4 separate regions of the Mus musculus genome follow, and regions 1, 2 and 3 are each linked to region 4. The links are chromatin loops, found by intact Hi-C in ENCODE. Cell type or tissue: left cerebral cortex. All regions are shown on one strand. Links, peaks and the distances in the headings refer to the core of each region. The heading gives the core; the rest is flanking DNA.

Region 1 (6,085 bases), core at 308-5,307, 1.6 Mb after region 4:
GCACTTATACAGTCATTCTGGCAAACACCAAGCTAGGTGCTAATTTGAAAGCTTTGTGGAGATATAATTAATGCTACAAAACAGTCACCCTTAAAATAGCATGTCCTCGGGGTACCCATAGCATGATTGTGCAAATCAGTAATCCCTTTAAAGAAGTTGCACTCTTTCCGGCAAAAATAAATAAATAAATTCAAATCACGGGAAGGACTCGAGGGGAAGGGGAGTCGCCCTGGACGACTTTCAGTGCAGACGGAGCTATGTGGCTTCACAGAGAACAAAACAATCCCTGGGTGACTGTAAGGAGATGGGGGCCTCACTCTGAGGTCAGGCAAGATGTAATCATTCCACAACCACCTGAGCTTCCGGGCAGGACATACCCAAACTGACACCATGTGAGCCCAGGAGCTCACACCGCTGATGAGTCAGGGCCAGAACTCTGACTAGACAGACGCCCGGGATTTAGAAGCTGTGTTCCCGAGAGTTGGTCCACCCCGCACCACAGAACTAGCACACTGAGAAAATGATCTTTGTATTTGAATTTTAGTCATTTAATGAAGCCAAGCTTCCTGGATTATGTGCTATAATGTATTATGTGACTGCTTTAGTCAGATGTCTATAGCTATAACGAAAGAGGAGAAGGAAGAGGAGGAGGAGGAGGAGGAGGAGGAGGAGGAGGAGGAGGAGGAGGAGGAGGAGGAGGACCGGAGATAAAGAGGTTGGGTGTAGACAGGCTGATTCTATCTCACTCTTTCAGAGCTTTCCATCCAAGCTCGTTTGTCCTCATCACTCTTGTGCCTGGGGGAGCAAAGACAGATCAAAGCTGCTCACCTCCTAAGGTGCCAGGATACTGAAGGAGAGAGGGGAGATGGGGAGCGGGGCCTGGGTCCCTATATTCTCTTCTTCAGAGCACACCACAAACAAACTAATTTACTTCCACTAGGTCCCACGCCATACAGGTTTCACCACTGTCCAGTACTGTCACAGGCTGAGTATCAAACCCGCAACAAGCAACCTTTGCCCCGATAACAAACAATGCTTTCAAACAAGGCAGAGTAGCTTTCCTTAATGACTTCCCTTGCGCTGGAGTATCCCATAGCAAGATAGTTTACACAAATGAGTATAGTAAAGAATTAAGTATCCCCCACAGAAACAAAGGTTTGACAGACTTTGGCATTCTTTTCTGGAATTATACAGAGTCTCTCTATGGGTTAATTTTAATTATGAGTCTAACATACAAAACAAAAACAAAATCATGGTATTCAGAAAAATCTCGCTATTAATTTTGGCATTCTTTCCAAATGGTGATATTAATGTCTTACATGCTTCTTTTGACTGCTAAAATATTAATTAATCTTGAAATTTTTTCTTTAGTCATACTGTTTAATAGTCAAATCTGAGTTAATAGTCTGCTGGAAACATTGGTCTGGAGGCCGGGAAAATGAGGCTGGGAAGCCATCTACTCTGTTTACCTGGTAAAAGACTCTGAGCAATCTCGTTAGCGTACTTACACAAAATATCCACATTTAGCATTTTATCAGTTTTTGCTCTCTCTCAGTGATTGCTTCAGTGCTGTTATTAAAATAAAGAAGCCACTTTTGGAGAATTACTGTGATAAACTGCCAGCCTAACGTTTATCCTACAAAGGGTGTTTACTGCCATCTCTTGGACTGTGTAAGCATTTTGCTCTCAAAAAAAAAAAGAAGAAGAAGAAGAAGAACAAACCAATCAGGCTACCATTTATGGCTCAAATTTCTTTACAAAATAAAACTTGTAAACAGTTGAAAGGCAAAAAATGTATTACTGCCATGTACTTAACTTCACCAGAAATTTGTTTTATAACATGTTGATATGTACCTGTATTCTCTTGGATATGGTTTTTAGGAAGAAAGAAAGAAAGAAAGAAAGAAAGAAAGAAAGAAAGAAAGAAAGAAAGAAAGAATTAATTCTGGAGACTGAAAGCCAGAACCAATGTGTCTATTACCCTAATTTTAAAATTACAGCATTTCCACCTCCACCTCCTGCTTCTCCTCCCCCCTCCAGCCGGCACCTGCCACTGCTTTCCCTGGGATACAAGGTAAAATTCCAAGGCTGAGGCAGCCATTCTGACCATGGTTGACAATACTAATGCTTAAGAAATAATTATAGTTCCTGCCTAAAATCTGGGTTACTTTTACCCTACAAACACCATGACATGAAAACTAATATGACAGATGAAGACATGGCTCAGCAGTTAAGAGCACGTACTTCTCCTAGGAGACCTGAGTTCAGCTCTTAGCACCCACATCAGAGTTAGGGGGCTCACAGCCACTTGTAACTCCATCGGACACTTTCTTCTGACACTTGAAAATACACACACACACACACACACACACACACACACACACGAGTTTTACCTTAAAATTAATGTAACAGAGAACTTAGTCATTGGAGTAAAACTGTGGTCCAAGTAAAGTATACTCATTTTATGAAGTTAGTGATAGAAATTATTTCTATTATGATTCAGTATTTTCTCACCTACACATAATTCCATAGTGTTTAAAAATTAATGAATATACTTGAGCTTAGTCTCTCTATGTACACATATGCATGTGTAGTTTTATATGTATAGTTTATGTGCATAGTTCTATTAGAAGATATGTAAAGAAAGAGAGGACAAAGATAAATCTAAGTATTAAAATTAAAGCAGTTTCTCTCACTAAAAAGGACTTCTCTAACATTCTGCAAACACCACATGAAAATTCTGAATTCTGCTTCTCAAAAGTACTGGTAGGTGTGGCTAAGAACAAGCGCCACAGTCTCACCACTGGGGGGCGCTGTGTCACACCGGTACACATCTCTGCCAGAAATTAGCTGCTTACAGCAAAGTGCACGTTTGCAAAAGAAAAATTTTGCCACTTTGAAGAACTTTATATTTCTATTTTTAGTGATCTATTAGAACTTTCAGGAAAGTAACAAAAACACCATTTAATTGCTTCTGGGGTTGTGACATTCCCTAAGTATTTGAAATGATCCAACTTTAAAGCAATTGCGATTGCATTACTCAGTCCTGAGGATGCACAGGAGCAGAAATTATCTGCTCGCTCAGCAGGCAGAGCATCTCAAATTAAATTTGTAGAGAACATAAAACTGATGAGTGTGATGTGCACGTGAGAGTCTGAACTTCCTGAAGTAGTAAAATCCATACTGCTTGACTTCTTAATTGTGCAAGCAAAAAAAGTAGTGTTGAAATGCACAGAAAAGAGAACGTTCTTGTCACTGGGAGAGAACTGTGTGGTGTGGCTGGCATTGTGACACCTGGTGGTTGAGCACACAAGTGACATCCTCCAGCTTCCAGAGCACATGAGTTGTAGCTGCCCTATGTGGAGATAAACTTCAAAATACTAGCATGAAAACACATAATACCTCCCTGATCACGCTCCATACTGACTGTGTGTTGTGATGGTGTCGTTGAAGATATAAGTGTTAAGATACATTCATTCCATTTCTATATATTTTTCCTATGTAGCAAATGAAAAGTTTAAAGTTTCCCCTAAGAGTCACATTCAGGGTTTGCTTTACATTTGCATAGTATGGTACTGTAATAGCATCTAAGGCTTAAGCAGTATATATGCAAAGTTTCTCAGCTCATTGCTGAACACAGGGAAAACATTCATAGTTTTATTATATTTCGTGGGGGAGGGGCACATGAGTAGCAGTCAGAGGACAACTTTCAGTAGTCAGTTCTCTTCTTCCAACATGTAGGTGTCAGACATTGAATTGCAAGGCACTGGACTTACCACTACTTCCCCACTGAGCCATTTTGCTGGCCCCAGATTTTTTGGATGACTCTAAGTGAACCATTGCCTTTGTAGGATTTCCCTATGTATTCAAACAACTGTGAATAAATATCATTCGCTTCACTTAGGTCATATTAGATGGAAAGAATGAAGAGACTGATAGACACAATTTAGTTATCTAAAAAAATTGACTTGAGTTCATTAAAAGGAACCGTGCTGGATGGAGCTGGACTTGACTAAATAAGTTAGGGATTTTGTTTGTTTGTTTGTTTGTTTGTTTGTTGTTACTGGTTTTTCGAGACAGGGTTTCTTTGTATAGCCCTGGCAGTCCTGGAACTCACTTTGTAGACCAGGCTGGCCTCGAACTCAGATATCTACCTGTCTGCCTCCTTAGTGCTGTGATTAAAGGCATGTGCCATCACGCCCGGCAACTAAATAAGTTTTAAAGGACACCCAAGGAAACAACAGACACTCTTCTATCGGCCTAAAGAAATTATCATCTGGCAGAGAACGCCACATGGCCAAGAGAAACGGGCAGTCCTAAAGTTCTGGGACCCTCTGTCCTTCAACTCTAAGAAACTAAACCCAGCAACACAAACAAACAAACAGACCCAGTGAGCCTGAAAAGGGACTCGTCCTCGCGTGGGGCTGCGGCCCTGCACAGTCATTTCTTTCCTGTAAGAGCTGAGTAAGATCCAGCCAAGCTCCGGCCAGCCGAAACTGGTCCTCACACACTGAGCAATTTGTGCTCTTTCTAACTATAATACTCATTTGGATAATTTGTTACAGAGTAGACACATAATATGCTATGCCTTTCCGTTGATTTATTTTACTTTACTATTTGTATGAGAATCTTACTAACATTAATTGGAATTTGATTTTCTCTGTTCATCTAAGACACATTCATCCTAGGAAGTCAGATTCCTCAATTAAACAAAAAAACAACAACAACAAAAAACACTATTAATGCACTACTCTCCTGTCACTCTATTCTAACACGGACCTTTTCATAACATACACAGTGGAAGCAAATAAGCACAAGGCAATTATATAAAGCTACGTATAAACCTCTCAATAGAGCTGTAATTATAATGGGCCAAGCGTAACACTTCAAATTTTAAAGCTATGGTGCAGCCTCTTCTTCATCCGGACTAAAGTTCTTAAAGCCTCAACAGACTTAAAGTCGCTTCCTCCTAAATGTCAAAACGGAACAGAATGAGTGGGGGGGAGGGGGGAGGATTAGCACTGAACTCAAGACCCTATGTCTGATAAGCGTGCTCACTGTCACTGAGCTACACCCTCAGCGCATGGATAAATCATAAGTGACAAATCCTTACCACAGTATGGAAAGCAGGTCAGTTTTGTGAATTGCCTCCACTAATTTCACCATCCAGTGAGAAAAGCTATGGATTTGTCTGCTCAAAAAGCTCTGGAATGCACAGGATTGAGAGAACATAGGCAAACGCCGAAAGCAAACGCCAAAAGCCAGCCCTGTATTTTTCGCTTGACTACCTCCTTGAAATTGGATTTGAGTTACTCCGAAATTTCTCTTACACGCTTACATTCATGAGTAGTTGTAACACAGGTAGTCACTGTGCTGGCCGGTCTTAGGTCAGCTTGACACACAAATTAGAATTATTTGAAAGGAAGGACCCTCACTTGAGAAAATGCCTCCATTAGATCTGCTTGTAAGGCATTTCCTCACTCAGTGGGGGCGGGCCCAGCCCATTGTGGGCGGTGCCATCCCTGGGCTGGTGGTCTAGGACTATATAAGAAAGCAGGCTGAGCAAGCTATGGGGAGCAAGCCAGTAAGCAGCACCCCCTCCTGAGCCTCAGCATCACCTCCTGCCTCCAGGTTCCTGCCCTGATTGAGTTTCTGTCCTGACTTCCTTCAGTGATGGACAACGCTGCGGAATTGTACACTGAATGAATCCTTCCCTCCTTCTTTCTTTGGTCATGGTGTTTCCTCACAGCAATAGTGACCCTAACTAAGACAGTTCCCTCACTCTTTTTATGTCCTTATTTTTATTTTATGTACCTGGTGGCTCGTATGAGACTATCTCCTAAGGTCTCATGTGTTTAGTACTTGGTCCCCCATTGGTGGTGAGGTTTGAAGATTAGGAGGTGTTTTCTTGCTGGAGGAAGTAGTCTCTGCAGGTGAGCTTTAAGAGTTTAAAGTCTCTTGCCACCCGCAGTTCACACTCTGCTTCACGCAGTTCAATATGTGAGCTCTGGGCTTCCTGTTCCTGGCCACCCACAGTTCACACTCTGCTTCACGCAGTTCAATATGTGAGCTCTCAGCTTCTTGT
Region 2 (6,085 bases), core at 302-5,301, 1.3 Mb before region 4:
TCCTCTGAGACTGACCACATATACAAAACATTGGTAAAATGCAGTGACGACATGCTCACTGGTCTGAAGGTATAGCCCAGAGGTAGTATGCTTGTCGAGTGCTTAGTATTCATGAAGCCCTGGGTTCCATCCTCAGCACTGTAGAAACTGCAGGGTTAAACAGGGTTAAACTTCCTGTAGTTCATAAAGAACTTGCTCTATATTCATTTTACTAGAAAGTCAGTTCTCAATGTAGACCTTTCTATGCAAAGGTCTGGAAATTGAAGAGGAAACGTGTGCTTTTTCTTTATCTGAAAACCTTGCCCAACCTGTCCTTTGCCAGGTAGTGAACTCCTTTCTATCTGGCTAGTAAGAGGTGAGTTCAATTTACCCCACATCTGGTGTTTTTCTCACTCTCTGAAGGATGCCACCGTGGCCCCTGTGCTTAATGTGTCTACACTATCCTCACCACCCTGTATTATAGTAACATTTGCATTTCTTCCTGTTAGATAGTAAGTTCTTTTTTTTCCCCCATTGGATATTTTCTTTATTTACATTTCAAATGTTATCCCCTTTCCCAGTCTCCCTCCCCACTCTGAAGCCTCCTTCCCATCTCCTCTCCCCCTGCTTCATTGAGGGTGCTCCTACACCCACCCACTCCCACTTGCCCACTCTGGCATTCCCCTACACTGGGGCATCAAGCCTTCACAGGAACTCTCCTCCCACTGATGCCTGACAAGGCCATCCTCTGCTACATATGTGGCTAGAGCCATAGGTCCCTCTATATGTACTCTTTGGTTGGTGGTTTAGTCCCTGGGGGGCTCTGGGGGTATTGATTGGATCATATTGTTGTTCTTCCTATGGGGTTGCAAACCCCTTCAGCTCCTTCAGTCCTTTATCTAACTCCTCCATTGGGGACCCTGAGCTCAGTCCGATGGTTGGCTGTGAGCATCTGCCTCTGTATTTGTCAGGCTCTGGCAGAGGCTCTCAGGAGACAGCTATCTCAGGTTCCTGTCAGTAAGCACTTGTTGGCATCCACAATAGTGTCTGGGTTTGGTGACTGTTTATGGGATGGATCCCCAGGTAGGGCAGTCTTTGGATGGCTTTTCCTTCAGTCTCTGCTCCACACTTTGTCTCTGGATCTCCTCCCCTGATAGTAAGCTCCTTGAAGGCAGCTATCACTAATAATCATCAGGTTGTTAGATTTAATTATATGTTTAGCAATTGCTGAGGTAATAGGGAAATTTCAAGTAAATGCAAAAAGAATTTTAAGTGGAGAGATAATATCAGTATTTAGTTTTGGTTTGGGGGTAATAATTAATGTTCTTGATAATAATCATTGACAAGAACATTTGTCCTCCTGTTAGGTAGGTCATTAAGCACTAGAAAGATTAGAGATGACAGAGTTGGACCCCTTTCTCATAACCAATAGCTTGAAAAACCAAGGACCAGAATTATAAAACTCTAGTCATTGGGTTATTGCTTAGAGAAACAGGACTTGGATCTGGGAGAAGATGGGACATCCTGAACTTCCCAGAATGCCATTCATGGGTAACTTTCTGAACCTGGTTCCAGGATCACTGTCTCCTCTGGTTCTATGTCCCTGTAGTCACCTGGGCAGGGAAACACCAACAAGGACGTAGTCTTGTTTGGAAGCTTTGACTTACTGTGAAATCTGTCTAAGTTGCAAATTGTCACAATGGTCTTTATGGCCACTGGTCATGCATCTGATGAGAGTGTTGTACACTGTGATTGTCCCTTTGGACATTATCTTGTCCCTTGATGATGACCTGGTTTCTTCTGCAGTACGCTATGCATTTTCTCTGAATTCTTTTGACAACATTTACCGGGACTAGGGGGCCAGTGGAGGTCAGAAGACGGGCCTGGTCATACCTTACTGTCACTTCCCCTTGGAGGACTGCATATAATACTTTACACTCAACTCAAAACTTGGGCTCCTTCGGAAGATAAGTTGATTTTCTTTTTTGCATCTAAATACAAGTTACTTTTGTACTTCACACTAGAATAGAAAAATGATACATTTTACAGCATGAAAAATATGCTAGGAAAGAAAAAGATCTTAGAGATAAGCCACAACTCGACACCGAACCAAAGCCTCCCAGGAAGCTATTACTCTGTGGAGAGTAATGTGCTCTCAGTGCTGAACGCGGCACTTGGGCAGCTCAGCAGCCTCATAAACAACAAAGCTCAAGTTTGAATCACTCATGTGAACTTGTAATTGAATTTTTCACAACGTGATTTAGTGCACTAAGTAGAGATAAAGGTAACACTGTTTCAAATATAACAGCTACTGAAACATTAGTAGAGTATGAGCATTAATACTGTCTTCCCTCAGGAGTTGTGAGAGCAAAATTCCTCATCCATCCAACTTAGCAGTGAGACGAATAGTAAGACACCAAGCTTAGGAGGAGAGGACAGGCAGGGGCCTGCAGGACAGTGCTCTTCATGTTAGACGGTAAACGAAAGGAGACTGCTGAAGGCTTTAGCGTGTGTCTCACGAGTGAGAGAGTGCTAGGCTGAAGCCTAGGAAAAACAGCTGGGAACTCCAACTTTCCAGTAAGGTTGAGCAAGCCACTAATTTTAAATTTGGGCCTTTGCTCTCCTCTCCTCTCCTCTCCTCTCCTCTCCTCTCCTCTCCTCTCCTCTCCTCTCCTCTCCTCTCCTCTCCTCTCCTCTCCTCTCCTCTCCTCTCCTCTCCTCCTCTCTCCTCTCCCCTCCCCTCCCCTACTCTTCTTCCCTCCCTCCCCCCTCTCTCTTTCTTTTTCTTTCGTCCCTTCCAAGACAGTTTCTGTGTAATATCCCTGGCTGTCTTAGAACTCACTTTGTAGACCAGGCTGGCCTTGAATTTACAAAGACCTGCCTACCTCTTCCTCTTGAGTGCTGGAATTAAAGGTCTGGTCTACCATTCCTGACTTGGACATTTCCCTTTTGGTTATAGTGTATTTGAAAACACTACATGGACCTCAACACCATACATTTACAAAGGCATGTTTAAATTGGAGACCATAATGCTATAAGGTTACATAGTCTGTTTATGGAAACCACATCTAGATTTTTCAGTGTCTAAGCACAGTATTTGTCATTGCCCTGCACAAGCACACAGGTTTCCTTCACTGCTTGCTCTCCACATGCCAGAGAAACTCTTGGTGAGTCTGAGACTCTTGATGCTTTCTTGGGTCTTCAAAGGTGGTGGGGGCAGGGTGTGCAGTGACATTTCATTAGTGCGTGTTAGGTGCCTTTTCTCCACTTGCTACTATCCCACCCCTCTTTGCTTCTTTTTTCTCTTTCAACCTTCAGCAATCCTCAATTCAATTCTTACTTAATTCCTTTGAGCTTCAACTTAGAATGTTTCCAAATGCAGCCAGCAGATGGAGCAATTTACCTTATTTATACGTTCATCCCAACTAAAACAGCATTAGATTATCCAATCTCTTCTCTTTCCCCCTCTATATAATATGTGTATAAATATATATTGCAAATATAAATAGAACTAATATATATACATTTAAGTGTATTTTTCAATGCTTTCATACATCTGGAAACAATATGTTACATCACCCCCCCCCGTTTTTTATTTATTTATTTGTAGAAAAGTGGTGTTATTTGCCAAGAGCTTACTTCAAAATTGTGTTTTATTGGCTTTATAGACCCAAAAAGAAAGAAAGTCTTAGTTCTTTTGCATTCAGCTTCTATGCAATTCATAACCACACAGCTTGCTCTGCCGAGTTGCAGAACTCAAAAAAATGCTTACCTATAATTTTGAGATCCTATAACAACAAATTTGAAAATTCTGACTTGGGCAATGTACTCCAACGGAGCCTTCAAGTTGAAGTTTATTTATGGAGCCATTTCAGCTATTAGACGATCCACCTGAGCTCCTGTCAATAGAGGATGGTTTCCTGGAGGAGATAACTAATAACTTTATAGAATTTGAAATGTAATAGAATATTATTGTCCCCTGGAGGTCACACTTGCCAACCAAAGGGTAATAACTTTTATTACGAGCCCAAATAGTCTATAAATGTTTCATTAAAGCCTTAAAACGCACAGTTATTAATTTTCCACCCCTTTTTTGATTTCTGGCTGTCACACTGAGATGGCTGAAGTCTTTCAAGAAACCTGGAGGAAATGTGATCGGTCTCAATTTATCATCTGTAATATTTCCTGCCGGGATTATCTGAATACATGTGGATTTTAGTAAGAATCATCTCAGGAAATTTCATTATGATCTTAAATGCTAGGCTCAGCATCCAAGTTCTGCCTAATCACTCCCTCTTCCAACGTGTTCCAACTGTAGCTTAACCAGCTTTAAAAGGCAGCAGGTGAAGTGAGGAGGGAAGACATTCCATTTTCTGGCTGTCTCAGTCGATTCAAAAGCGTTTATGAAGCATCTGTCTGTGCAGGGCTCTGGCATGGTGCTGAGCTGATTGAGCTGAGAAAGACATAGACCATGTCCTTGAGGCAGAGACGCTGCCCATCATCAACTCTAGGGAGACGTTTTCTTATTTCTTCACTGTGGGCAAAGTTGCCATCAAGCAGGTTTGAACAGGTAGGAAAAGGCCCAATCCTTCCTATCACAGAAAACAGATAAAAACTTCACCTTCTTAGACTGCAGGGAAATACAGTTCAAATTCCTGGGAAATCAGGATTATGAAATACGTAAAAAAAACCAAAAAACAAAATATAGTTTTGACTTTCAAGTTAACATTGTAACTAAGGAAATATTGCAAAATCGAAGTCCCTTCAGGGCTCAATTTAATGGGTTAGAGAAGAGAATTTGAAAAGGTAATAAACCAGATTCTCACACAAAAGCTGCTTGGCTTTCGCATCTGAATAACAGTGAGCACAGTTTCTCTTCCTGACCTAAACAGGGGAGCCTTGATGCCCTTTTTATCTTAGCATAATGACCTATGCATAATAACATATGTGTAGGTCATATGTTATTAACATATGCACTATATGTTCATATAATAATATATAATATTATGATATAACAATGACATACTATATGTACTACAGGTCAATAACACATACAAAAGTCATAAAGACAGTTTCTGTAGGACACACACATCTTAAGGACTTGTTATAAGAAGGCTCTTTTGTTATAAGAATCCAGAACCCACTCAGATGGCTCAAGAAACAAGGGAGTTACTTTAAAAAGAGAGGGAACTAGATAGATATCAAATATAGGGACAATATTGTCAGAATCTGGCTTTGTCTTCTTATATAAGTGTGGTGTTGCATTCTGCCTCTCTGCTGGGGATGCCTGACTGCTGCCAAAACACTGGCCAGAGAAGGCAGGGCAAAGTCTGGAGCAGGGAGTCCACAGCAGTCCACAGGTTTCCCTTCAGGTGTGAGAACGCTGCTGCATGACAGACCGGAAGGAGAAGGTAGGGTTTGGGATGGATGCTATGGTTCCAAGGTCTCCCTCTCAGGGTGCCAGGATGCTGTCAGTGCATCAGCCTTGAGAGCAACTGAGGAATGAGGGGTCCATGGTTCAGGTTTTTCCTCAGGGTATCAGACTGCTCAGCAGGCTGGAAGGGGAAAACATAGCCCTGGACTGGCAGGATCTGGTCTGATTGGGAGTTGGTGCCAAGTGCAAGAGGTGGGAGAAGCAAGAAGGCCTTCTTCAGGAGTCTTAGTGTTGAGCTCCTTTAGGTGAAAGCCTTCCCCATGAAGCAGCTCTCTGAGATGATCTTAGCTTGTTTCTATTTCTTTATTGTGGGTGGATGTGAACACATGCACTTTATTTGGGGTGAACCAGGGACTTTATACTTTTGTGGGGAAGGTGTGAGAATATCCAGGAAGGAAAGGGCATTGGTTGAAGCCTAAGGGTATCTAGATGCCGCATTAGAGCTCCAGGTGGCATGCTTCAGGACTGAGTGCCCATGGTCCTCTCAGTCGGTGGTTGTGGTCACATGTTCCAGAGCAGGCTTTACAGGCTGGGAGGGGGCAGCTCCACTCCTATCATCTCAGATCTCTGAGTCTCCCAGGGCTTGAACATGCCCCATCTCACCAGTTCTTATGCCCGTCTGGTAGCATGGTCCCATATACCCTACTTATAACTTGCTTTTAACAAGCTAGC
Region 3 (6,085 bases), core at 505-5,504, 1.3 Mb after region 4:
GCCAGAGCCCCACATCACACGTATGCTATACCTCAGCCGACTCCAAGCTTTCTTCTGCCCTGAATGACTATAGATTTGATTGAATCATTATATAGCTTTATGTGCTTTCCTTCAGCTCGTTAGTTACATTCTCATGGATCTATGGAGAGATGATCGTAGGATGTGGCTTGTATCCCCAACTAGACCAAAAGCTCTCTAAGGGATGAAAATCCTTTTTAGCAAATATTATTCACTATGAGAGCAGAAGAAGGAATCATCAAAATTATATACTGTATAAACCTTCAAGGAAGAACTAAAACGCAGCACATTAGACTATGACTGTTCTGGTACTATATCCCTCTTTAAGTTATTTAACCTGATAGTAAGGTGATCAGTAAATACTTGTTCATTGGTATATTTATTCAAATATACTAGCCCATCACCATGTAAATTTTATAAGAACTAAGACATCCTGACTTGGTATTTTTTCTGGCATACATAATCAAAACAAAACATTATATAAACTAAAACACAGGCTTAACTAACTACAGATAGTTGTCCTATCACCTGGAAATCTCTATTTATTTCTCAGTACAAAATCTTCTGCGTCCTTTTGACCTTGGGTTAATAAATAATTCATCACCTCTAATCTCTAGAAATCTCAAAAGATTCTAGAGTTGTGTTGGAATCAATAACCCATAAAAATTGGCACAGATATTTACCTTAGCGTGTCTCTCATCTCTTTCACACTAAAAATCCTGTCTAGAAGTATATCTGAGAGCCACTTGTTTTGAAGTCTGCATTAAACTGTTCTGACATCTACTGTTGTGTTAGGTCCCAAGTTAGACACTGCATTCATACACAGGGCAGTAAATTTTGTAATTTTCCATGGCCAAATACCCACCATAATCCCAGCCTGTCAAATGGACTCTATCAGTCACAAAGCCAGAAAAGAAAAGAAGACAAATCCTTTCCCATCTCAAAAATGAGATCATTTTAAATGAAATAAGCCAGTCTCAAACCGGTATTGCATCTTTCTCTCATATGTGGAATTTTTTAAAAAGACATAGAAATCAAAGGTAATTTTATGGGGATTAAGAAGAGGAAGTAGTGAAAGCAGAACATGTGTGGGTGATGGAGGGGACTGACAACTAAAGTGTTGTATATACGTGTATGAAAATCCATAATGAAATCATCACGTGATGTGTTTCGTGCAATTAATATACATTAACATGCATGCATAGTTTTTAAAAGCAAGATCACAATTTGAAGGCATGTAACATCTTAACTAACAATTGCCTTTTATTTTTTCAACGAAAATGAATTAGAGGTTGACGTAAGATGAAATGACCTCAGTTTCTTGTGAGCATCCGAAGCGACAAGAAGAAGAACTACCATCAGTGCCTGGATCCGTCCATTCTGTGCCAGTGGTCAGGTAAGAGAGCAGAGTAAAACTCAGCTTGCACCTCATTCCCAGCAGGAAAATTTAACAATAAACTTTACAACAGAGTGGCAATAAAAATAGTTAATGGCATAGCGACACATTTGAGACACAATATAAGACAAGGTGGTTAGATCTGCAGGGGCTAGAAACATAGCTCAGCAGCTAAGAGCCCCTGCTGCTCTTACAAAGGACAAAGGTTAGAGTCGCAGCACACATGTGGAATACACTACTGTCTGTAACTCCAGTTTCAGGGAATCTGATGCCCTCCTCTGTCCTCTTCAGGCACCAGGACCCATGTAGAGCACAGATATACATGCAGACAAACATCAATACACATAATTTTTAAAAATTTAAAGCAGGTCTATAGTCTATAATGCCTAACTTCCTGAATGCCAACATGACCTCTCTTTAGCATAGTAATTTTGAATTAACTTGCCAACCCTGTGTTTTAGTATCCTTAAATGAAAATAGGAATAATAAAAGCCATTTCACAGATTTGTTAGAAAGAAACAATCCATACTTTAAAAAAAAAAGTTCATAATGAGACAGCACATGGTAAACATAAGCTAAATATGAATTTCCCATATAATTATGTTTTAATTTTCCAAAAAGAGTTGGTGGTTGATTTTACTGAGTCAGAAAACAGAATGCTTTTTTTTTTTTAATTTAGGTGCATAAGTAAAACATGCTAGACCACCACAAGTCATTCTCTTTCAACATATAAATACATGTACTAGGGAAGATGTCAATGTAAGAATAGATAAACAGTAAGGCAAAACTAGAAGAAGTTTACATAAAAAACAAGTTACCCAGCTGGAAAATTTTCTGATGTTGCCTAATTGCCTTGCCTTTGATAGCCTGCCTGTCAATCCAGCCAGTGACCTGAATCAAGTCCAGCTGTTCTGACCACAAGTACCTCCCCACGCAACGCTTTCTGTCTCCTGTGATTTGAAATCATGCCTACTTCCTCCCCTCAGTGTTTGTTCCTCAAATAAACATGCCAAGAAAGATTCTTCAACCATGAACATGTTTCTCCACCAACTGTGGTTGCTTGCCTACACACATACACACACACACAAAGACTTTGCAAGACTGGAGCAAACTTTAATGATAACATCTCACAGAACACAAACAGCAGCATCTTCATAATAAAACAAGTTGTACGGATTCTATTTCTGACATCCACTCATCTTAAATTAAAATGTGTATGTTGGCAGCCTGTTCCCTATGCTTTAAATGAGCTGTTACTTTAATCACAGGCATTGGCAAAACAGTCTGGGTTTTCTTAATTGATAGCGAGTAAAGCTAAATGTGATAGACATCCTCTTTTATAGAAGCAAAACATATATTGTGTGGTTATTAATTTCTGGTTGATGCCATATACAATTATTAATCAAAGCAGAATTTTTCTACGAATGTGGGATTTTTTATTTCTGTTTTTTGAATAAAAAGCTGTGGGCGTGTGATTGGCATGCCCGTCCTGTGAATGTAGTAATTTGTCAGAGCCTGTCAACTTGGAGACAAGGCCCTCACCCTGTGTTTTCTTTCACTGAACTCCAGAGGAAGTTTAGCAAGATTAGGAGAGACAGACACACGGGAGAGATATAGAAGTTCCTGGTAGGCTCTCTTGGTACATTCTGTACACGAGAGTGACATCTTCTGGTAGATTGGAATACTGAGTTTTGGACTTGACACTCCAAACCACTCTTCCTGCTTATCTGAAGATGCTTCAGGAAGTATTCCCAAATTCATGAAATATCATCTTTGACTATATAATATGAAGATCCACCACTGAAAAGCTTTCGTGTGAAACATAATAGAAAAAGCATAATTTTCAAAACAGAAAAATTAACAGGCTTTAAACCTGACTCAATTAACAAGTCATTTCTTACCTATCTACTTATAAAATATCACTTTCTTAAATAGTCAGTGGCTATGGAAAAACATAATAAAAACAGACATTCAACAGGAAGACACTTTTGGGTTATGTCAAATGAGGTGGAAGAGACTTGTAATTTCTGAGTGAGTTAAGGGTCTAACACCAACAGCCCCCTCTAACTTTTTCTGTAGAGCTGACCTCACCTATATAGGTTGCCATGGCAACCTGAGGATACCCTATAGGTTAACCCTAGATATTGAATGCACCTATGCATCCTTCCTTCTCTTATACCCAAAGGCAATCCTAAGTAGTACTAGGTGGGGATGCTTTGAGTGGTTTGATCCTCAGAGAAAGAATTTCAATCTTTTCTGTGAAGACTGAGCCAAGCATTGGGCAGCTAAATATAAACTGTTTGTGCATGGACCTGTTTCCCAAGACAACAGAGAATGGGTAACACCAGTGTTTCCACAATAGATTATTTTTTATTTCTCTCCATAGAAAAGATAAAATATTTCCCAAATAGTCATTATATATCAGTTAACTTTAATCAACACCAAAATTCTAATAAAGTATGAATTGTGGGTAATTTCATATCAGCAGTAGCTTTTAACAAATAAGTGGGGAGAAACTGGAGTAATACGTTGCGTTAGTCACATACAATGAGACAATGAACACTGTAAGCTCTGATCATACATGGCAGGGAGCAGTTAATATTAAAACGATGAAAAACATGGAGCTCATGATGATTTAAAGTGGTTCTAATAACAATTATCCATGCAAGTTTATTGTTAGGATTATACTAATTATATTTACCACATCATCTAGAGCAGCTAGAAACTTGCTTGGCAAAACCAGCTCTTTGCAATCATCTGCCGGGAAGTGTGTAGTGGGTAGTTTTAATGTCAGAAAATGCATTAAAGAATATTTGTACAGTCCTCTCTGGATTTATGGTTCTGGATTTGCAGATGAGACCTGGGCAGAGAGATATGGATACTAGATGATCTTTTTAATTCCACCCTTTTACTTGTATGTGTGTCCATGTGCAACATGCATATGTGTCATGGTCAGAGGATAACTTGGAAGTTGGTTCTCTCCTTCTATGGGTTCCAGTGATTCATCTCAGACAGTCAGGTTTTGTATCAATAACCTGTCATGTTGCACTGTCTTGCCAGACCTGTGATTATCTTTTAAAAGGTGGATGGTAAATTAGTAATAAAAATGTCTGCAGATTTCTGAGTTCAAGGCCAGCCTGGTCTACAGAGTGAGTTCCAGGAAGCCAGGGATACACAGAGAAACCCTGTCTTGGGAAAAAAAAAATCTGTTAAAGTCAGAATTACATAAGGATTTATTTCTTAATTTATAAAAATGACTTCCAAATGTGATAAAGTTGAGCAGTTCATTGATTTCCTTACAAAATTACCAGTAACAGTATATGGTACTGTTTTCAGCTTTGTTAATTAGATTATTCTCTAACCTTTAAAACATTATGTGAAGAGTAGATCTTTATTTCATTTCTAATGCATTCTCTTCTAAACAAGCTTCAGAAAGAAATGTACCAATCCTAAGGTGTGTTTCAAAAAGAAACATGTGTATTTTCTTTAGGTATACAATAATAAAATAAGCAAATTATAAAAGTATGGACTATTTTCTTAGTGGACAATAAAAGCTCTTTATATTCCACATCAGAAATACAAAATCTGTCACCAAAAAAAAAAAAAAAAAAACTTCAGATGCAATGCACATGGCTTATTAGAGATTTTGTTTTTAAAAATAGTAAATGAAATGCTAATATTGATCTATCATTTGTATAGTTTATAAGAGTCAGAACAGATCGATGAAAGCTACAGCATGCATTCAATACCACCATCTTTCTAAACAATTCTATTAACTAAAGCAACTTTTATATAATCTAATGCCAAGAAAGCTAAAAGGAATCAGTTTGCATGATGACCAAGAACACCATTCTCAGACAGGGTCAATAATTATTTTATTTTCAGGTTCTATTCATAATTACTATGTTTCTGCAACTTACATTTCATCTTATGGTGAAGCCTGAATCTGAGCAAAGGAGGCTAACATAAAAATAGGAGTGTTGCATCAGGCACTCCCTAACCGAGAATGTTCTTTTCTGTGTGCTTTCATACAGATTGGTCATATCTAGTATAAAATTTTAATTTTCCTCCTATACTGCAATACCCCTGACTACACACCTCCTTGGCAACTGTTAGGAATGAGCTACTGCAGGGTGAAAAATATACAGTGGCAAGCATCTGGGCTATCTATGCTTGTGAGTATATTTGTTAGTGACCAGTACAAAAAAAATAAATAAATAAAAAATAAAAAAGAAAGTTTTGTACAAGGAAAATGGCTACCCAAAGCAAAATGAGAAAATGCACGGAACAAGAGCATAGCAAAACAAACATTGAAAGCTGCACTGTCTGGCATACTGCAGTTGGCTGCAGTTCCTGAGAGAGGAAAACTTGACTCCTGGTTTACAGCTGGAGGATAAGTTGTGTTTGTCAGATACACAAAACTCAATGTAAAGTCAGCACACCATGTCAGATACAAGGCAAGCTGCCTTTCTGCTTTTATCACATAAGCTCTATCCCGTTTTCTTCTTTTCTTTTTAGCTGCATTAGGAAATACAGATGCAAACTGTTTTTATTAATATTTGTAATGCAATCTTCCTTTTTGTTAATAATGTCTAGCTTACACATTTAATCCCTGACAGCATTTCCTCTAAGATGCTGCTCACCATGGCTCCTTTCGTATCTTAATGTCTA
Region 4 (6,085 bases), core at 546-5,545:
GAACTTATGTAAAAACAAAACAAAGAAAGAAGGCAAATAAAAATACAACAGGCAAAATATCCAATTTACAATCTTAATTTACTACAACAGATGATGCTGCCTTGCTGAAGTTGCTTAAACATGATTCTGTTTATGACTGTTTGTCAAAACTGGTCTCAAAGTGTCGGAAGTGCATGGTTCCTTGCATGGTCTGAGGTGATAGCATCATTATATGTTTCCAATATAGATGTACAACACCTTTGATAAGGATGCCATGATATAATTTGGCCTTACATTAGAACAAATAAATCATCAATCTGTGGAATTATGTGATTCTTCCTTATTGCATCAACATAATGAAATCAATAATATTTGACATCAGCATAATTCCAAATATGTGTAACTGTAGAACTCAAACAGAGGAAGCACTTAGTTACATGTTATCTAGTCAGATGGTTATACATTTCATCCAAAATGTTCTGAGAATCTATTACAGACACTCATGACAGATGCATTTTATTTGTTTGTTTGTTTGTTTGTTTGTTTGTTTTTTTCAAGGATAACCAGCAGGAAAAATAAAAACTCAGCTAAGAGAATGTACATAAAGCGAGGTGACTGGGATACAGAACTTGACCTAATTTGGGGGGGTCATTCAACTGAGTTCTGTAAAGTTGTTTACAAGAGTAAAAATAGAGTTGTTTAATAGAGTAGAAATGCCTAGTGATTTCTATGACAGTAACTGGAGGTTGTAACATATAGCATCCATTAACTTCACAGACTGGATTTACCCACTTGAAATCAACTGTGCTGGTTGAATCAAGGTAAGGAATCAGGACCAAGGCATCCAGCCATTGGTCTTCTCTTTATCTGAGATCTTGTTCTTTTATATTATTAGGGTAACACCTCTGTCCTGAAGACCAGGATAGGCTAGATGCACATGTAGAGCAATGCTCAGGGCATAGCTGCCGCCTGATGTCCGGATCTGATCTGAGTTTAGGAAAGAGTGGTGATACCAAGCACAAAGTGCAGGAAGTTTTATTTATTTATGTTTTAAATGCAATTTTAGAAGAGGAAAAACTGAACTAGATGAAACAAAAGTAAATTACGTATCTTATACTAATGCATATTTTATATTTAAAAATTTAATTGTTCTTTTCAGCCAGAGTTGGGAATTGAGCACAAGTGATATATAACTAATCCATAAAATATTTTAAACAGTTTGTGATTAAGATATATTGAGTATGCATATTATAATAAGCAGTTATATATTTAAGTCATATAAGAGTGCTGTAGAAAAAAATTATATTTTAAAATGAGAATGGCTCTCTAAAACAACACATGCCAATAGTTACTCAAAGTGTTACAATACCAGGATAGTTTTTAAGTAATAGAAATAGACCACATAGCTTTAAGTTATTATTGCAAAACCAGTGGCCATTCTCTAGATGAGTAAAAGCCTTACATTAAATACTTGATTAAAATATTAATAAAATCACCATTACCCAGTGTTTGCTTCTTAGTATTGGAAACATGTTTTCCACAATAATGTGGTTTTCTTAAAAATTTGTTATATTGTTGTAATGGTGAACAGCCTGCTGGCCACAGTGACTATTAAGTATGGTTACTACTTTCATTTTAATGACTATTTTGGCTATGAACACTAACTTGTTCAAACTATAGGCATAGAAACGTGGTAATTGCACTGAGTTAGTATTTGTGTATAAAGAAACAATATAGCTATATTCCATACACTTATTTGACATTCTTTTATAACTGCATTCTTCATGAATTGGTGGTAAATCGATGCTGTTATATGTATTAAAAAATAAGGTTTCCTGTGACCAATGCCCCACTCCTTTATATCAAGGATGTAAAAGTTGAAAATATTCTGACAGGAGAATGATTCTTGCTAGAAATTGCTGAGGGTTTTCACTGGAGTATATTTTTATAGTATGCCTGTGTGTAGGCATACACTGAGAACTCACATGCAGCCTCTATTTCTTGTCACATAAATCTTTAGATGCTTTTGCTGTCTAGATAACTTCCTAAGCCTCAACCAAGTGATGCAGAAATTAGATTAACTTGGAGTTGCAGTCACTCAGCATTATCTGAGATTTTGTGAACAAACTGAAAAATATTGACAGCATAACTATTTAGGTAAGTATGTACATATGGCTGTATATGTATATGTGTGTGCATGGTATATAAATACACGTGTCTATATTACCATACTATACACATATGCATGTACAGGTGAACATATAATGAACATGTGCATGCTTCCTCTAAAAGAACAATATGACATTTGACACAACTGCTGTCCAGTGTTCCCTGGAACAATTCAGGTAGCTGTTTCTCATTTTCTGAACTAAACATTGAGCTCTAGGCTACAAAGATATGACCATCACAACAGAAGTATTCTGTGTAAAAATTATTTGCAAACTAGCCTAGCTTACGTTATTTTGAGTTATGTACTTACAAAAATTAAATACATATGGCTCAATCTTTTATGGGTGTCTCTTTACTTTCCTAAGATATATCTTTGCTCTGCTTCATGGAACTCAGTACATTTTCCTCTCTAATAATGTTTTGAAAACTTCAAATATATAGTTGAGTCTTCAGTCCTTCTCAAGTGATGCCTGCAGAGAAAGCCTACATGCTCTGGTAAACAAACAAACAAATAATAAACAATTCTCAAGTGAAGAGAGTCAGAAATTCCTTTAACTTCCAATATTGACTATTTTTCCAGCGTAATTGTGTTCATTCTGAGTTCTACATATTTCTGGGTGACCTCCTCCCCACAGCACACAAGTTTTCTGAGTTTCTACTTCTCTTTCTCCCAAGACTTCCAGACTCCCCCAAGTGGATATCAGAGAAATTTTGTCTGCTTCTTCTAAAATAACCGACACTTCATAATGAGGTTTAATCAATACGCATCAAGTATTTTCTAATTGAAGCATGATACATGGAAAATTTCTTTTTATATAAATCTAACACTCCCCCGCTATACCCTATAATTTATAATTCACTCACATGACTGCCACCTCTTTTAGCAAGACTCCCCCATTCTATCTTCTTTGAAGAAGTGAAATCAAACTGTCAGACTCATTTAAGTACCATATTATGGGTTATGGGGAAGAGGCTGTCATTGTTACCTAAAATTCTATATATAGGGCACACATACTCGACCGTATTTTAGTCTTGGCCCACGGATAAACAAGATAAACACAGCTTGTATCGGACTGCAGTTTTCTCTGTCATAGGGGGCATCAGAATGTCTGGAATCTGCTTTAACCAATTAAGCCTTTCAAAGCAAAAGGGAAATAAAGCCTTCAGTAAATCCATTGAAGGCACCATGTCCCAGACTCCCATGCCTGGTATCGATCTTTTTAAGTGCCGACTAATGAGTCCTATGGTAGTAGCAGATCTATGGTGTGTGTATCTGTGGTGCTCCCACTCCACCACCTCAAAGGAGCTAAACTTACACAGGTCAGTGGATCACCTGGGAAGGGGTAGGGTAGAAGCAGTCCTTGCTGATGGCTGCCTTGACCCTTTAAAATCCAACCGGAATCTCTGCTGAAGACCGCAGACCGGATTCCCTACTTTCTGTGACAAGCGCAGGAGTTTGTGTGCAGCTTTTCCTTTCAGGTCGCTTCTAGGGCGAAGGCTTCTGTTTTTGTTCAGCACCTCTCTGGCATGGGAGCTCCTGGCAGCGGCTTCTTTTGCCGCAAAGCATCCTTTTCCTCTCAGCTTTGGCAATTTAGGAAGAACTGATGCTCCCAGGGGAGGTGGATGAGGGGAGAGCGCCAGGAATGGGAGCACATCCATCAGGAGTCCCTGCTTCTCCCTTCTCCCTACTTCCACTCTCGTCGCCACAAATCCCCTCCCCCAAGCTCTTAGCACATAGCATTTGTGATATGTGTAACTGGGGGGCGCGGGGGTGCGGGGTATTCCATACAAAAGATGCATCAAAGCGCAGACTCCCCTAAGCCAAACCCAGAGGCACCTGGCACCTGCCCCGATTCGCTGCAATTGGAAGCGGATGGCTTGGGTACTAAATTATTAATTTATTTATTTCCCCTGCTCCCCCGCCCGCACTCCAACCCGCAGAGCAGAAGCTGCGGTCGCGTTGCTCCCCAACCCCCCAACCTCCGCCCGCACCTCGCAGGAGTCTCGCACTTGTAACCGGCCGTCGCCTCCCGGCCCCTGGCGGTCGCGACGCACTCCCACTCGTGGCCAGGCTGGCGCGGCCGTGGGTCCCGGCGGCGGGGGAGGCGGGGGGGAGGTGGCGGGTGACAGATGTACTCCTCTGACAGCTCTCAGTATCAGCCCAGTGGCTCCCTGCCATTGGCTCAGTGCGATGGACCAGCAACGCCGCGCACTATAATAACACTCATGCCTGCCAGCGGCAGCGACTGCGAGTGCGGGCGCCCGGCGCGGGGGATGCTGCGACCGCTGCCTCTGCCGCGCGGGCGGCTCCCGCTGCCCGGCTGCGCCCTACCGCGCGGGCTCTGACCGCTCCCGCCCGGTCCCGCCCGGCCCGGCCCCCCTTGTGGCTGCATCCTCCCCAGGGGCTCCACGTCCCGGTTCCTATCTCCAGGCGAGCACTGCGCCGGAGCCTAGGCGAGCGCGGCCGGCATGCGGAGGCGGCAGGGCGCGCACCGCAGCCGGGCATAAGGAACCCGCGTGCCCGCCGCCAGCGCACAGCCGGCCGCTCGCCCTGCCGCGATCCCCAGCCCACCCTCCCGGCCCCGGCTGCGGCTGAGGGTGCGGGTGCGTGGAAGCGGCGGCTGCGGAGGAGAGGCGGCGGCTGCCCCATGGAGTGTTACTACATTGTCATCAGCTCCACGCATCTCAGCAACGGACACTTTCGCAACATCAAGGGAGTTTTCCGGGGCCCTCTCAGCAAGAACGGGAACAAAACTCTGGTAATTCATTCTCTCTCTCTCTCTCTCTCTCTCTCTCTCTCTCTCTCTCTCTCTCTCTCTCTCTCTCTTTCTATTTGTCTCTCATCTAATAGGGCATATCCGGAGGGATGAGTTGACGGATGGATTTGGGAGCTTTAGTGATGTTTGGTTTGCAAGGAATTCATTTATTTCATTTATTTATCTGATGGGCGTGGGATGAGAATCGGGTATAGAAAAGGGAAGGAATCTTAGGAAAGCTCTGCCTAAATGTTTTCCTGAGACTTCATGAAGCTCTCTGTCCACCACACTCCACAGTGCTGAAGATTATAAACCTCTTCTTTCAACAGGACCTCCTAAAAATAGAAAGGATCACTAACCCCAAGTGATCCTGTGACATCTTTCCGTTTAGGCAGCTTAAAGGTGAATGGAGGTGTGGGTGTCTGATGGAGCAGCGAGCCATGTGGCTGGTGGCTTAGGGGAAGTGGCTGGATTGGGTGAGGGTCTCCGAATGAGTTTGTTTCTTGGCTCTTGGCTCTTCGCTGAAGGACTGACAGGAAACTTCTCTTGAGAAGTTTTCTGTGTGAAGCTAAGCAGAATATTCCCATCTGCCCACTACTTGCAGCTTGTCACACTTTAGAGTTTGGGGATATGGGTGGAAGGTGATCACTGTGTCACAAGTACAGACAGTAGGAAGCATGTTAGAAAACAAAACCCACACAGCTATTCTCACTGACAAGCACAGCTTGTCCTTCAGCACCCAGCAGGAAAAGCGCTCTTGATTAGTGGAAGATGTGCTGAGCATAGAGAGAGCACGGAGTAGCTTCTACTTTCCACCCAATTCCCATCATCCACAAAGGCTCATCACATCATACGCAAAGCCTCCCTACAGAACCAACTCTCATGAGCAAGGGTGTCAGGAGAAGTAACCACTTCTCCAAAGGCAGAAAGCAGCAGCGTGGAGTTCTCTTAGTATGTGCACTGAGAGTCCAGCCCAAATCAGGTGGTAAAAGTGGAAGACTTTCTGAAGTCTGTGCCCACTGGCAGACTTTGCTCTAGATTTCTCCTAGTATTTATCTGAAAAAGATAGGTAGAGTAAGTCAAGGACACACGTAGCTCAAAGCGAATATAGTTTTCAAAGCCCCAGATTCTTTATATGTTTAAAAGTATATACGCATTAATAAATAATTCCCTATTTTTTT

The links. Peaks named below come from ENCODE experiments on the same cell type or tissue, not always from the same donor. Only the 100,000 strongest peaks of a DNase experiment are listed, where the experiment ranks them.
Region 1: it touches region 4 in a loop (4-fold over the local background); 2 of 42 quality-filtered maps call a loop at or near these places.
Region 2: a loop joins it to region 4, with 5 times the contacts of the local background. A loop is called at or near these places in 7 of 42 quality-filtered maps.
Region 3: a loop joins it to region 4, with 5 times the contacts of the local background. A loop is called at or near these places in 12 of 42 quality-filtered maps.

The regions. Positions count from the first base shown.
Region 1 is chr2:83,622,616-83,628,700 of GRCm38, forward strand. No RefSeq gene overlaps it. Among named protein-coding and RNA genes, the nearest start is that of Zc3h15, 19 kb to the right of the region's middle. In left cerebral cortex, for the core only: CTCF peaks have their summits at 1,649 (motif pointing left), 2,805 (motif pointing right), 3,004 and 3,354; DNase peaks (open chromatin) are centred at 417, 1,590, 2,813 and 3,188; H3K4me3 peaks cover 232 bases.
Region 2 is chr2:80,759,026-80,765,110 of GRCm38, forward strand. No RefSeq gene overlaps it. Among named protein-coding and RNA genes, the nearest start is that of Gm25420, 54 kb to the left of the region's middle. In left cerebral cortex, for the core only: a CTCF peak has its summit at 3,365 (motif pointing right); a DNase peak (open chromatin) is centred at 3,354.
Region 3 is chr2:83,329,907-83,335,991 of GRCm38, forward strand. No RefSeq gene overlaps it. Among named protein-coding and RNA genes, the nearest start is that of Zc3h15, 310 kb to the right of the region's middle. In left cerebral cortex, for the core only: a CTCF peak has its summit at 3,088 (motif pointing left); DNase peaks (open chromatin) are centred at 2,484 and 3,062.
Region 4 is chr2:82,048,995-82,055,079 of GRCm38, forward strand. It overlaps Zfp804a (zinc finger protein 804A), which reads left to right and starts at 4,664. Exons shown (of 4, transcript NM_175513.3): 1 at 4,664-4,907. The coding sequence starts at 4,797. In left cerebral cortex, for the core only: CTCF peaks have their summits at 2,833 and 4,199; DNase peaks (open chromatin) are centred at 2,011, 2,850, 3,384, 3,808 and 3 more places; H3K4me3 peaks cover 2,573 bases; H3K27ac peaks cover 2,338 bases.